2 separate regions of the Homo sapiens genome follow, and region 2 is linked to region 1. A link is a loop called in an ENCODE intact Hi-C map of the cell type or tissue named here. Cell type or tissue: dorsolateral prefrontal cortex. All regions are shown on one strand.

The links. A loop is a pair of places that touch in the nucleus more often than their neighbours do. Peaks named below come from ENCODE experiments on the same cell type or tissue, not always from the same donor. Only the 100,000 strongest peaks of a DNase experiment are listed, where the experiment ranks them.
Region 2: it touches region 1 in a loop (3.0-fold over the local background); 1 of 110 quality-filtered maps calls a loop at or near these places.

Annotation. Positions count from the first base shown.
Region 1 is chr2:16,319,096-16,327,095 of GRCh38, forward strand. No RefSeq gene overlaps it. Among named protein-coding and RNA genes, the nearest start is that of GACAT3, 270 kb to the left of the region's middle. In dorsolateral prefrontal cortex, CTCF peaks have their summits at 1,871 and 3,053; a DNase peak (open chromatin) is centred at 3,025; H3K4me3 peaks cover 678 bases; H3K27ac peaks cover 1,452 bases.
Region 2 is chr2:16,214,830-16,222,829 of GRCh38, forward strand. No RefSeq gene overlaps it. Among named protein-coding and RNA genes, the nearest start is that of GACAT3, 170 kb to the left of the region's middle. RefSeq lists an enhancer at 1,066-1,567. In dorsolateral prefrontal cortex, a CTCF peak has its summit at 4,032 (motif pointing left); no DNase peak of the experiment used is centred here; H3K4me3 peaks cover 829 bases; H3K27me3 peaks cover 501 bases.

The sequences.
Region 1 (8,000 bases):
TTTCTGAGCAGCAGGCTGGAGGCACCATTTCACTTGATCATTGACACAACCCAATGAGGCAACAGGCATTGACACCCACTTCGTTACCTGTGCAAAGGCTCCCCGAGGCCACCACGCCACCCTACTCTCTCACATCACAGCCAGGGCTGCCTTTAGGAGCGCCCCATGTTTGCCTTCTGCCATCCCCACCTTCCAGCGCTCCTCGCCCCTGACCAGTGCCCTCTGACACCTCTTTCCATCTCCCCTCTCTTCGGAAACAACGGAGTTCTCTGGAAAAATAAAATGTAAAATCAGACTCACTCTCAGTCACACGAATTGGGGTCACTGTGTCCAATTTCCAAAGGGAAATGTTAGCTTCATGCTGCAGTGAGACTGGAAATGCCATTCCTTTCTGAAAAAGTGGGTCAGGCACCAGAACATGTTACAGGGACTGGGGTCTTTACAGGGCGCCCCTGGAATCCCTGAGGGCAGGGCCACAGCTGGCTCTCGCATGCGTGCCCACCCTGTGCTGCCGGCCCAGCCCACGGGCTCCATCCTCCAACCCAGGCCAAGGCAGAAAACCAGATGCCTTTCCTATGTCTCCAGCGTGTCCCATCTTGCTAGGATTTTTCACATTTTTCTGTGGAAGCCCTTTATGGTCTGTGACCCTGGCCACTGCTGAGCCAAAAAGACAACAGATTTATGGCAGGCCTGGAGAGCAACAATCCATGGATGCATTTTCCCTGCTTTCAGTCAGTAATTTATTTTTAAATGATCTTTCTGTTATTTATGGGTCTCGCTGACTCCGATGGCCAGGGTGAACTGCATCTTATCAGACTAGCAAAACTAACTGGATTAAAGGGCATCCCTCACATGTCATCAAAAGGAGGACTAAGAACCCCGATGTCTCAGAAGTGCAGCTGAACTGGTTCATCTCCTTTTGTCCCTGAACAGCGATGTGAGCTCAGGCCAATGCCTTTGGGCCATGGGGTCAAACCTTCGCGGCTCCTCAGTGTTGAGGGCACAAGGCATGACAGCCGACTTCCTGCCTTGTAAAGTGGGGCTCAGGACACCCGCCACAGACGCTTATAGTGACAGTAGGGGAAGTCGTAGGGAACACCTGGTACATCTAATACTCAATAAATGCTACCTGTGTGATTATTATGGCCTTCTTTACCTTGTCCTCATCTCCCCTCTGGGAATACACCACTCAGAACCCAGGATGAAAAGATAATCATCTTTATATGGGGCTTGACCACTTCTAAAATATAAATTCAAACAATAAACCAACTTGGGGACGGGCACGGTGGCTCATGCCTGTAATCCCAGGAATTTGGGAGGCTGAGGCGGGTGGATCACTTGAGATCAGGAGTTCAAGACCAGCCTGGCCAACATGGTGAAACCCTGTCTCTACTAAAAATATCAAAAAAAAAAAAAAATTTGCCGGGCATGGTGGTGCGCCTGTAATCCCAGCTACTTGGGAGGCTGAGGCAGGAGAATCGATTGAACCCGGAGGTGGAGGCTGCAGTGAGCTGAGATAGCACCATTGCACTCCAGCCTGGGCAACAAGAGTGAAACTCTGTCTCAATAAATAAATAAATTAATTAATTAATTAATAAAATAAGACAAAATAAACACACTTGGAATCCTGTACCCTGATGTTGGAATAACATGGGAAGACAAGAAGACCAGGATGGCAGTTTATTTCTCTCCCAGAAATGAAGATCCGCTTCCACTCCAGCGTAATTACAGTTTAGCAGGGCCTTGTCTGAGGCTGAGGATTCTCGCAAGTACACAACTGTCTATTGTTCTCCCTAGCTCGTTACCATGGTGATCTAATTAAAGCTGCATCCAATGCTGCCAGCCCATAGGTATGGGCTGCGCGTGCAGCTCCTAGTGGCCAGGGGCGCGTGGCCTGCCCCTCTTGAGGCACCTTCCCAAATCCTCAACGAGAGCTGGTTGTCTGGGATGGGACACAAAAAATGCCTTCCGTTTAGGGACAAGCTGTGGGTTAAATGCTACTCCCCGCATGTTCAGAAAGGTGCTGCAGGCTTGCTTTGGGACCTTGGGAAGTGGCTTCATACACTTCATTCTCAGTTTCTTCGCGTATAACAGGAATGACAATATCTGCTTTGTACAGAAAAGAAAAGATTTGTGGAAGGACCTTGAGGGAAAATGCAAGCAAGCCTGCTCGTGGCTGTCATCCTTCCGCTGCACTCTGTTGCAGTGGCAGGAACATGGCGGGGGTGAGGAAGGAAGGCTGGACAGGCTCAGGTCCAAACTGCTGTCCCGAGGCAGCTGGGAGCTGCCTCACAGACCTCTTACCTGGTCTGTACGATGGGGACAACCGTAGTCAGCTCACGTGGCTATGAAGATGCAACAAGATATGTGAAGTCCCTGGCACATGCTGGGCATACCACCGCCTCCCAGTAAATGCCAGGCCAATGGAAGGACAATTCAGTGTCAGCTCCCCAATACAGGAGCCAGCAGCCCACACGATGCCATGATGAAGCATGCCACCTGATGGGCAAGAGCATGGGCTCTGAGTTCAAATCCTTGTGACTGTGACCCTGGGCAAGTCACTTAATTTCTTCATGCCTCTAGTCTTGTTTGTAAAATGAATATAACAGTGTTGGAGCTGGAGTTAAATGATGACAAAAATGGATTATGCCTAGAATATATTTGATACTGAATTGGAGGTAAACTCCTGTCCTCCTGTTCTGTCCAGGCCCAGGGCACAATAGGCCTCCTCCCTGTTTGGATCCAGTGCTCAGCCCTTTCATTTCACAAGCATGCTCCCCGTGAGGGAGCACTGTGTAGGTACGACCATACACATGTGGTGTCTACTTTAATCTTAAGATTCAGCCTATGATATGAGCACTATTGTAGCCCCAGTTTTTGGAAGGATAGACAGAGATTTAGGCAGGTAAGGTGACTTGTCCAAGGTAACACCACCTGTAAGTGATGGAACTGGGATTTGAGCTGAGGCAGTCTGACCGCCTTGCCCTGGGCTTATGCTTCCTAACCACTATCCTCTGCTGCCCCTCACTGGATTGTCATTGAAAGCCTGTGAAGTAGGCATGAGGATCCCCATCTAAGCAGATGAGTGAACAGGCCAGGAGAAAAGACCGGGTCTTTCAGTGCCCCAAAGCTGGCCAGTAGTAAGGGCAGGACCTATATGTTGGCCTCATCCCAATTTCAAGGGCAAATGCTCTCCTATCTCATTGCCTTGAACCAGGCTTTGGGATCATCACTGAAACTGGCAAACCATCCAGTTAGCCATCCCTCGCTTAGGTCTTCCCCATGACAACGTCTTCCATCCCTCGCCTCTCCTCACCACTTCCCTTAGCATTCCTGGGGTCCTGTGTGAATCAGGCAGTGTGTCGGGGACATGTGCTACTGATTATTTCCCCGGCTTATCAAAGGCCTGATCTCTTTCCTTGTAGCCAGAGCAGCTCAACACCTCGTCCACACACCACAGCCCTCATTTCCTTTTTATGAAGATTGGGGAGCAAAAACATTTCAAAGGCTACCAATTAAATGAACCCTGCCGTGCCCATAACCACAGTGCCCCTTTAGAGAGCCGGAGAGTTACAGAGTCAGTAACTGACAGGCCAGCACATGTGGTCTTTATGATCCTGCAGTTCTTCTCCCAAGATGTTGGCTGCTTTCCCTTCATTCTTGATGCCCTGAGTTCTGCCCAGTCAGTCCAAGGGACAGGGCTCCACCTGGCATATTTCCAACTGGCTTGTGCAAATCATGTGTGCCCACCTACAGGCCTTGAATGCTCCACAGTCCAGGAGCCTGTCCTTTATCAGGGAGCTTTATCAGGGAGGAAGCTTTATTGGGGAGGAAGACCAGGTTCTGCACGCTTAACTGCATGCCTAAGCCTGATTGTCCTAAATCCCCTGGATAGCCCAAGAGCCTTCTGTTTCTCTCCACTCCATCTCCATTGCTCAATTCAGACCTCACTATCTTCCCTCTGGTATGTTACAACTGTCCCATAAATGATGCCCCTTCCTCCACCAACTCTGACTGCAATCTACCCTTTCCATGACCACCAAAGGGATCTTTCAGAGAAGGTAAGTTTTTTATTTTTTATTTATTTATTTATTTATTTTTGAGACAGGGTCTTACTCTGTGACCTAAGCTGAAGTGCAGTGGTGCAATCACGACTCACTGCAGTCTCAGGTTATCCTTCCACCTCAGCCTTCCTAGTAGCTAGGACTACAGGTGCACCACTATGCCTGCCTACTTTTTGTATTTTTTGTAGAAATGAAGTTTCACTGTGATGTCCAGGCTGATGTCAAACTCCTGGGCTCATGTAATCTGCCCACCTCGGCCTCCCAAAGTGCTGGGATTACAGGTGGCACTTAAGTCTTCGCTGCCATATTCGAAGTCCTGTAATGACTCCCTATTGCCTATAGCACAGAGGTGAATCTTCTTAGGTTGGCATACAAGACTCTGTGATGCAGTTTTTGCCTGTTTTTCTAAATCTTCCTCTCCCTAATTTAAACTCTTTACTCCAGCAACATGGAACAGTAAGAAGTTCCCTGTACACACCTGCATACCACCACACTGCCTATTGATGCCCTTCTGAGCTCTCCTTCACAAAACCACTTCTATTTATTCCGATATACAGTCCAGGCATCACCTCCAGTGGAAGATGACTCCACGATCACCCAAGCTCACAGCCCCACCTCGGTGCTTTTGTATACTGGTGGGCCCCTTTCCATAAGCAAACATTCTTTTACACCCTAATGATCTGATTTCTTATTCTTTGGTTCTGGTAGACAGACGGACTTCTGAAAGTAGGCATTTTACCTTCTTTATTTTGTCATCTGGGTGTCTCAATCAGTTGCTGGCTCAGAGTAGACACTCAATAAGAGTCTGTTGAACTGAGCCAAGATTGAGTTGGCTCAGGGAAAAAGGAACGGCTGGCAGCCTTGAGAGAAGATCTTTACCTCTTTGGGCTAAACTGTGTGTTTCATTGATCTTGAATGAGAAGCCAATGAAGGAGTTCACATGTCTGCTCCCAAGGAGGCTGCTTGACAAAACAGCAGTGTGTGTGTGTATATGTGTGTGTGTCTGTGTGTGTGATTTTTATCATCTTAATCTGAAAACAAGAATGGGCCAAGCCTTGTAGGATTCGGATCACATGCCTTAGTGCATGTCTTTGGGTTGGAAGCATCTTCTTCAACACTTCTATTACTTGCTAGAGGAATACACCAGGGAAGAGACATCGTCCCCTGAGGGTGGCGTATTTGGAGCTCAACTCAATACAACCACCATAGAATGAACATTTGCTATAAGTCCCACCAGGGAATGAGCCACACATAGAGGAGGTCTTGGGTAGCAAAGAGTGAATCATTCCCGAACTCTGCCTGCAGATGATCATAGTCAGGGGCAGGATCAGAAGATGGTGTAGATAATTGTAATAACAGGGGATGATGCCATGATCCAGGGAAACTCAAGGGCCTGAAGGATAGCCTCTGAGTCTGACTGTGTGGTTGAGAGGAAGAGGCTCCCATGCTCATTTTCCAAGGACTGCCAGAAATTAACCAGGGGAATGGGCAGAGGGAGCTGCTGCTTAGCCAGCAGACAGGCTGTGCTGCTGTGTACAATGTGCCCTGCTGCTTTGAGAGGCCACAGATCACCCAGTCAGTCTGTCCCCCATACAGAGACAGGTTCCCTCTGCATCTTCCCTAATAGCCTGGCCTCCAGGCCACTTTCTGCACTAGGGTCACTGCTAATGCTAAGCCAGGACTTACCCTTCAAGCCATGCCCTCTAGATCATTGCTTTTAAAGCAAAGAGGAAAATGGAAAGATTTTGCAGCTGTAGCTGGAGAAGAGAAATGATGATAAGGCCATCCCTGGGTTCCCCTGTGAGTTTTATCATATATGAGCTGCCTGACTTTGGTTAAGTCCCCTCACATCTGGCCTTTGGGAAGATTTGATGAGAATCTCCTTCTGGCCACGTTTTCTGCAAGAAAGCCCTGTCCCTGGGCTGGGCATAAAGACCCAGCTTGGGGTGGAGGGGAGTCTGACATTTTGGACACTGGCACTGAGGACTGGGGGAGGGTGGCCTCACCTGGATTTCCTGTGCAGATCAAGCAGGCCTGCAACACGGTGGGGGCGTTTCAGGTTGGACAGTTGCTGCAGACACAAAGCCTCAGAATTACCCTGCAATGCACACAGGTCACGAGCAATAAAACGCCTTTTAAAATGTCATCTGCTGAACTGCAGATTCCAACTAATAAATCCCCGTGACCTGGAGGTACCTGGGGTCAAACATTTGCAATATGGCCCCTGGAGCTGCCCTGCTCCCTGGAAGATGGGCCGGCTTTATGAGCTTGCTGTTTGATGGTTGCCATAGAGGCCAGCACATCCACCTGGGATGGGGGGTGGGGAGAAGACAGAGACTCAGTAACATGTTGTAATTACCCAACATCCTAGTGAATCATGTGTCAGCACCCACAGTTGGGGAAAAATTGGGAGCTGTTGCTCTCCAAGGACCAGCTCTGTAATCTATAAAACAATGAGATCACCATCTGGGCTAGGGGAAATGGAGACAGGGCTCGGCTCTGTTCTCAAAGTAAAGGAAGGGAAGAGAAAAAAGATAATGATAGCAACAGAGAGGCTGCTGCCTCTGGCATGGAAGGAAGCTGAGTCCGTCCGTCCATTGTGCTGCACTCGACTTCCCGACGGCTCTTGGGCATAGGCCTCAGTGCCCCCTGTGCCAGATGATGACAGTGCAGCTCCGAGGGCTCATTCCACTCTCCCAGGCTGCTCTGAAAAGGGGACTGTCTGGGCCTTTCTGGCTCTTTCCTCAGTGCTGCTCCTCCCTGAAGATAGTGCTTTCCAGTGCACAGGCCATTTTCCCTCCTGTGGGGAACAGTCCTTTCCCACAGAGAACAGGGAGGTCATTCCTCTCATTTTACAGATGAAAAGTGGAGGCTTGGAGAGTGGAGAGACGACGAATTGAACCAAATTTTACAAGATGATTGGGTTTGGGGTAAGCTGAAAGGCACAGGGGGCATCCCAGGTGGTGAAAGCAGTGCACACAGCCTCGAGTGACCGGCACCCGAGGTGTACTGGGCTCCAGCAGAAACAGTGCTTTGGCTGGAGGGAAGTGTATCCAGTGTTCTCTCTCAGGGAGCAAGGCTCTCTGGCTTTGGTACTACACACAAGATTTCAGATTCTCATAAAATCACCTTTGGGGGTGCTCCTAGATACACCCTTAGAAGCCAGATGGCTCGTCTGCAGCCTGACACTCAGGACAGGCCACCATCTGATCACCGCTTCTCTCTCCAGACACTCCCCTTGCTGAGAACTTCGGCCAGGTCTCACTGCCCCACATGTCACCTCATTCTGTCCAGGGTGTGACCCCCTCTTCCTTCGCCCTTCCCACTGCTCCTGTCCTAGAGAATCCTGCCTCACCTTCAAGGCCCAAACCCCAATGCCTCCAGGAAGCCCATCTGGATTGCTAACTCTCTGAGTCCCTCCACACAGTGACTTACCAAATAAAAACAGCTTCTCTTTTTTTTTTCCCCATTAGGAACTGAGCCTCATAATAAACATAAATGACAACTTACATATAACATGTATAATTTATACATAAACCGCTTTTTTTCTCTTCTGACTTTATGATGTCCTTATCTACTGAATTTGTAATCTTTGCTCTATTCATGTTGCGTAGATACTGGGTCTAGCTCAGTGGATGCTGCTATAAAGGCCAAGAAAAAGAAAAGGAAGAGCTGACCACATCTTGATGCTTGGTGATGTGATAATATCATTGCAGTGCTTTATGCTTACTGCAGAAAATAAGGAAACCAGCTCTCATGTTGGTGTCTGATTGTTCCAATGTAATGAGTCCCCTGAGAGGAAAGCTCTAGCTTACTGCAACAGTCGTGGTTTCATGCAATACTGAGAAAGTGCTAGTGTGTGTATATCTAACATAGAAAAGCACTCACTACATTTACTCTTCTGTTTTCTGCTTTTGTTCTGATCATTGTCACCTC
Region 2 (8,000 bases), 100 kb before region 1:
CACTTATATTGATTCCACAAAAAATAGATGCTTAAGATGCATCCCCCTCTTCAAAAATTCACTGGACCAAGAGTCCATGTGGAGTTGTTAGGTGGACGCCATGTCTACCATTCTTTACTGCCCCTCTTGCTGCCTCTACAAATCTCTTTTGCTTGGTTAGACTTTACATAACAGAATTGTAAACCTCCAATTCATAAATGCTACAAGTGTTTGTCATTGATGGCAAAGGTGAATTCCGTCACCAGGAGCACATTTAAAGAAGGCTGTATCCAGCAGAGAGTGCTGGTCATTTTACATACAGCCATGCAGTACATAGCGTTGTTTTGGTCCACAGTGGTCCGACTATATGACAGTGGTACCATAAGATTATCACACCGTATTTCAACTTTACCTTTTCTATATTTAGACACATTTAGATACACACAATATTTAGCATTGTGTTATGATTGCCTACAGTATTCAATATAGTTGCATGTTGCACAGGTTTGTGGCCTAGGAACAATGGCTATGCCATATAGTTTAGGTGTGTAGCAATGATATTTACCATCTAGGTTTGTGTAAGTATATTCCATGATATTTGCACAATGATAAAATTGCCTAAGGATGCATATTTCAGAATGTATCCCCATAGTCAACTGATACATAACTGTATTTATTTGCATTTTATCCTCACAAGGGCTCATTTTAGAGATGTGAGAACTACAACTCAGAGAAGCTAAGTTATTTTTTTTTTCATAAACATACAGCTAGTAAGTGAGGACAATTCTTGTGTGCCTTAAGTACCTGGCAGGGTATTCTGATATTGCTGGTTTGAATTTCCGATTTTCTCTGTTGAAGAGGCGTGGGCATTTTATACATCTTTAATCGTCTTTTGGATATCACAAGCAATAGTTTCTGAGAAAGCTATTATTCTCTTCCATATTGATATTTTGAACATCCTTGCTGTATTGCTAAGTGTGATTGTAGGATCAAGAGTTGACCGTCTCCGAGTGGAATATCTGAAGCGGTGCTATCACCCCTTCCAGTGATGGAGAGTCATGTGAAGAAAGCTGTTCATGAAGCTAGGAGTCTCTTTCTCTGCTTATAAAAGAAGGCTTGTAGATTCTTCTGTTTGGGCTCATAACTGCTCTGGAAGAAGGCGGAATCGGGCAGAACTGATGCAGGCCTAGGAATTCTGGGAAGCGGAAGCAGCGGCGTAGGCCCACGCAGTCTGGCCACTCCGCCCTGCCCTTCACCCAGATTCCTCCCTGCTCCCTGGGTGCTTTTGGAGACTAGCTTCCGGAGCCTGACACATGTTCCTTTGTCTGGCCCCAGCTGTTAGAATCTGTCTTCATTCATTAAGCAGGAAGGGAGTTTTCAGAACTGCTTCTGCAGTCTGATGTCATGGGGCAGCCACACTCAAACCTCGGCAACTTCAAATTAGAGATGTCAAAATACGCAATGGAGACCTGACTGAGCACCCTCTAATCCTCGGCCATGGTGCTGGATGCCTCCCCTCCCCGATAATGACTGGTCCTAGGGCCAATCTGCACCGTGGGTGCCATTATCATTTTACAGAAAAGGAAACTGAGGCTCAGAAATGCTGTGAGGCAGCTCATAGCTCTATACTTAGAAAGGCAGGATCTGAGCCCAGGTCGGTGTGACTACAAGGCTGGCTCTCAGAACACCGCACTCACCGTCTTTCCTACCAACAGAGAGCTGCAGCCATCTTTCCTGCTATTAAAAGAAAAATCATAAAAGGGCTTGTCTTTTAGAAAATAACCATGCCGTCTTTGGGGAGAACACAGGTTTCTGTCCCAAAGCCTGGCTCACCTCCCTGCCGGGAAGGGCCTCCACGCTCAGCCCAGGACTCAGGGTATGCACCATATTGTCACCGATAATTGTACAGACCCATTCATCAGCAGGAATCCTATTTCAAACAGCTCTCCGACTCTAACGGCACGAAAAGCGTGAACTAAGCACAGTTTAATTAATTCTGATCTCACAGACAGAGGCTGCCCCATCAGAGACGACGGTGCACAGACACGAGGCAGGAAAAATTTCTCCAGCCTCAGAAGCAGGAGTGCATTCAAATGATCCCTTCATTCCTTCAAGATGGATAATTTGTTTTTTAGTAAATTCATAGGACACGTTTGTTGGAACCGTCACTGGCTCTCATCTTTCTGGGAAGGTGTACCTTTTAACCTAGAGAGCAGAAAAGCCTCTGATCTCGCTCCCTCTGACAGAAAGAAATGAGCCTCTTTGCTTTTAGTCTAATAATAGTATCTCCAATTCATGTAGATTTTTATGGTAAATCTTAAACATCATAGAAAATCCATATCCACAGTCCAATCACCAAGTCACCTTGGAGGAAAAGGAGGGGGGGAAATAGCATTATTTGAATTTCAAGGAAAGAAATACACCAGGAGAGCTGGGCATGCTTCATCTTTCTTCTACCAAGGAGCTCAGAGGCCTCCATGCCCTGAGACAGTCCCAGCTTCTCAGTGCCAAAGAGAAATGAGGGTAATACACACAGATGGAGTCCCTGGGACCCAGAAGGGTGGGCTCTGCCCAGAGTTAGCTGACTCCAGGAAATCGGCATGGTTCTGCTCCAAAAGGACCTCAATGACACTTCCCTACTGCTGCAGTGAGGAAGGTCGAGCCCATTTTATAGGGGGAGCTACCAAGACACAGAGAAGGTAGGCCATTGATACAGGGTCACACAAGTAGTGTGGCAGGGTCAGAGATGTCTCCATAATCCAGCTGGACCACTAGCTTTTGAGCAACTCCTTTCCTCTCTCCAAGTCCCCGTTGCCCCACATGTAAAACGAGAAGGCAGAACTCTCCTGAACACTAGATACCTTTTATTAACAGTGGTGCCTGTACCACGAAAGCAGTAATTCTTCTGGGAGTGAAACCTGCATGTTTGATACCTTGGTCAAGGGGAGGGAGGGAGGACAGAAGAGGGAGGATCAGAGTTCAATTTTCACTCCATTCCTTCATTTACTTATCTACTATGTTTCTAGCGTTGTGTTCAGAGGTGAGAACTCAGCGATGACAAAGATACTGGCCTCCTTCTTGAGGGGCTCACAGTCTTCTAGAGAAAACAGACAACGAAGTATGAAACCAGGGCCAGGCGGTGGTTCATGCCTGTAGTCCCAGCACTTTGGGAGGCCGAAGCAGGCAGATCACCTGAGGTCAGGAGTTCGAGACCAACCAATATGATGAAACCCCGTCTCTGCTAAAAATACAAAAATTAGCCAGGCTTGGAGGCATGTGCCTGTAATCCCAGCTACTCGGGAGGCTGAGACAGGAGAATTGCTTGAACCTGGGAGGCAGAGGTTGCAGTGAGCCGAGATCGCCCCATTGCACTCCAGCCTGGGCAACAAGAGCAAAACTCCATGTCAAAAAAAAAGAAAAAAAAAGTATGAAACCAGGCAGGTGCAGTGACTCATGCCCGTAATCTCAGTGACTTGGGAGGCTGAGGTGGGAGGATGGCTTGAGGCTAGCAGTTTGAGACCATCCTGGGCAACAAAACCAGACGCCCATCTCTACAAAAAAAATTTAAAAAATCAGCCAAGCATGGTGGCACATGCCTGTAGTCCCAGCTACTTGGGAGTCTGAGGCAGGAGTTCGAGGCTGCAGTGAGGGTGCCACTGCACTCCAGCCTGGGTGACAGAGCTGAGATTCTGATTCAAAAAAAAAAAAGAAAGAAAAAAGAAAAGAAAAGAAAAGAATGATAGAAATGTACACAAGGAGCTTTGGGAACAGAGGAGAGAGAGCAACTATCTCTGCCTGACCTTGAGTAAGTCATTTAAGTAATTCTGGTCCTCATCTTTAACATGGAATAGTCACAACTTGCACTTCACAGAGTTGTAATTCATGGTGCTTGTGTGAGGAACTCAGTGGGTATATAAAGGATCTGAAGTGGCCTAGGGCTTTCTCCAGAGTCCCTGGATTCGTCTAGGCCATATTGGCCCACAGCTTTCTCCATCTATTCACCAGCAGCCCAGCCAGCAGGGAACCTCGGGGAGCCCTGCGCCCTCTTCAGGCTGTCCTCCTGCCATACATTTACTAGTCTTCCCTGATTTGCCCCCATCAAGTTTTCTCTCTAGAGTATACTGGTGCATTTGGCCTTTTCCTTAGGCAGTTCAGAGGTAGGAGTGGATAAAAGCTGGAGCTCTGTAGTGTCAGGCAGACATTGGCTCAAATCCAGCTTTGCTCCTCAGCTAGATGCTAAATCTGGGGAAAGTTACTTAACGTCTCTGAGCCTCTGTTTCCTCACCTGTACGGGAGGGATAATGAGAGTGCTTCTCGGTAGGGCTGTGAGGATTGAATGAGGGGATCGGTCAGCTCCTCAGACCCAAGATCCTCTTGGGGTGGTGGTGGTGCGGGGATGGGTCCTTTACTTGCTCAATTAAAGTCCTGAGCAAGTACCAGGACCGGTGAGTGCTAAATGTTGGTAATGTTCTCCCTCCTCCTTCTGTTCCTCCCCCTCCCCCCTTCTCCCTCCCCCCTCATTGTTATTACTAAATGCAAGGTCAAGTGTGGCAGGGCTCTCACCCTGTTCGGTTTTGCACATGCTAAGATGGGGTCCCCCAGGACCATGTTCAGGGTAAGAGGGAATTGCAGGGGTCCTGGAGGCACGCTAAGGCTAAGGTGGGAGTTTAAATCCATACCAGCTGTGTGATTGTGAGCAAATTGCTTGCCCTCTCTGGGCCTAAGCTTCCCCATTGGTAAGATGGGGATACTGACACTTTCTCACAGGTTTGTTGTGAGGAGTAAACGAGATCATCTAAGTTCAGGGCATGGCAAGTCATGGGCACTGCCTTCTCTTCCCTGTCCAGAGGCTCAATGCCCGCTACACAGAACAAGCAGCAGCTTGTTAATGTCCCGACAAGCATCACTTGTGCTTTCACCGGGAGTCATGCCCCTAGGCCGCAGTGTCTTTGCTGCCTGTCTTCTGTAACTCAACCACCGCCCAGGAGGGCCATGGGTCTGTGGGGCTTGCCCAGTACCCAGGTGCCAACTGGCCTGCTGGTGGGGGCATCTATGGGCTAAGACTGCATCTTTAGATAACACTTTCCAGATAAGCCCTTTTCTCTTATGGGTATTTCGTATCAGCCCTGTGAGTTAGGTGCTCAATAATAACAAAGATGGCTGGGTGTGGTGGTTCATGCCTGTAATCCCAGCACTTTGGGAGGCCGGGGCGGGCAGATCGTGAGGTCAGGAGTTCAAGACCAGCCTGGCACACATACTGAAACCCTGTCTCTACTAAAAATACAAAAAAAAAAAAAAAAAAAAAAAATTAGCCAGGCGTGGTGACTGGCACCTGTAGTCCCAGCTACTTGGGAGGCTGAGGCAGGAGAATTGCTTGAACCCAGGAGGTGGAGGTTGCAGTGAGCTGAGATTGCAACACTGTGCTCCAGCCTGGGTGACAGAGCAAGACTCTGTCTCAAAAATAAAAATAAAATAAAATAAATAATAACAAAGATGACAGTAATAATAGTGACCAACAAATGTTGAGGATCCCGCCTGCCAGGTACTGTGCTAAGCCTGTCACTGCCTGACAGGATGCAGGGTGGCTTGCAGCAGACTTTCTTCTTTTTCCATTTTTATTTTTTTTTTGAGACGAGGTCTTGCCCTGTCACCCAGAATGGAGTGCAGTGGTGCCATCACAGCTCCCTGCAGCCTTGATCTCCCAGGCTCAAGTTATCCTCCCACCTCAGCCTCCTGAGTAGGTGGGACTACAGGTTTGTGCCACCATACTCAGCTAATTTTTTTTTTCTTTTTTGTTTTTTTTGAGACGGAGTCTCGCTGTGTCGCCCAGGCTGGAGTGCAGTGGTGCGATCTCGGCTCACTGCAAGCTTCGCCTCCTGGGTTCATGCCGTTCTCCTGCCTCAGCCTCCTGAGTAGCTGGGACTACAGGTGCCTGCCACCACGCCCGGCTAATTTTTTTTGTATTCTTAGTAGAAACGGGGTTTCACCGTGTTAGCCAGGCTGGTCTCATTCTCCTGACCTCGTGATCCACCGGCCTTGGCCTCCCAAAGTGCTGGGATTACAGGTGTGAGCCACCGCGCCCGGCCAGCTAATTTTTTTATTTTTTGAAGAGATGGAGTCTCACTATGTTGCCCAAGCTGGTTTCAAACTCCTGGGATGAAACAATCTTCCTGTCTCAGCCTCCCAAAGTGCTGGGATTACAGGTGTGAGCCACTGTGTCTGGCCAACAAACTTTTAAGGTAGAGTTTATCGGCCCCATTTCACAGAGAGGACTTGAAGGCTCCAAACAAGATGCTAAGTGACTTCAGAAGCTAAAGAGCTCACGCCGGCCACAGCTGGGAGCTTCATCCAGGTCTGGCTTTCTTCCAGCCTCATGCTCTTTTGTAAATCTGCACCGGCTTTCCTAGGTAAAGAAGAAAAAAGAGCACAAGGCTGGGGTTAGGATGAAAAGCCGTAGTCTCTGATCCTTAGGTGCATCGAATGATTTGTTTTATCATTAGACTTCCTGAACGAGGTCCTGAAACCCATGTTAGCAAAAGTCAGTTTCCTGGAGCCACCTCATAGTTCACCACCAGCAGAGGCCCTCAGGGCCCATTGTCCGTCACCAGGAGGGGCTCTCAGGCCCTTGCTGAGACCCACTTCCTCCCTGTGCTGCACATTCTTCCCAAAATCCATGCCTACCCTGAGACCCTCACGCACCCTGTGGTCCTCACAGCCCCATGATCCACATCCTCCCTGTGATCCATCTCCTCTCCATGATCCTTGCCCATCCTGTGGTCCATGTTGTCCCTGTGACCTACATCCATGTTTTGCTCAACATCCTCCCCATGATCCACATCCTCCCCATGATCCACAATCACCAGTGATCCACATCTATTCCATGATCCACATCCTCTCCATGCTCCACCTCCTCCCTGTGCCCCATGTCCAATCCGTGATCCACATCCACCCCGTGATCCATGTCCACCCCAAGATCCACATCCTCCCCATGATCCACATTCTCCCCGTGATCCATATCCACCTCGTGATCCACATCCACCCAATGATTTACATCTTCCCCATGATCCACATCCTCCCTATGATCCACATCCTCCCTGTGATCCAAGTCCACCCCGTGATCCACATCCACCCTATTCCCCATGTCCATCCCATGGTCCACATCAATCCGATGATCCACATTCTCCCCATGATCCATATCCTCCCTGTGATCCACATCCACCCCATGATCCACATCTTCCCTATGATCCACATCTTCCCCATGATCCACATCCTCCCCGTGATCTACATCCTCCCTGTGACCCACATTTACCCCATGATTCACATGCTCCCCATGATCCACATCCTCCTTGTGATCCACATCCAACCTGTGATGCACATCTTTCCTATGATCGACGTCCTCCTTGTAATCTAAACTCTAGCTCCCCACAAAAGCCTGCTCTGATCATGGTAGGGAGGGTAGCTGTTTCTTCTCTCGATAAAGCCTGTGGGCAGTTGAGACTGGATTTAACCCTGCTCTAGGGAGGACCAACACTGAGCAGTGAACAGCATCTTCCATGACACTGGTGCATCTCCCCTTCCTGCCTTTTCTGTGCTGTTCCCCTGCCCAAAATCTTCCCCAGTTCTGCTCTGCTGGCCAAGACCTGCACCATTCCCCAAGGCATTCCACATGCTGCCTCTTTCCAGGAAGCACCCCTGGGCCCTCCAAGTCAGGTAAGGACCCTACTCTGTGCCGGTACGGTCCTGGCCTCTGGCAATGGCAGCCTCTGGACTACTAAGTCATGTGACTGTCTCTTCTGTCAGACTGTGAGCCCATTGAGGGCAGAAGCCAGTCTTAGTCATCTATGTGTCCAGGAACCTCAGAACAATAGCTGGGGCTAATCAGACAGGACTAGCTCTGCTGCAGGAATGAATAAACCCTGAAATCCTGCTGGCTAAGCACAAAGCAGGTTCATTTGTTGCTCATGTTAAAGTTGGGCGATGGTCATGCAGTTAGCCTCAGTCATGTTGCTTTAAGCATTGCC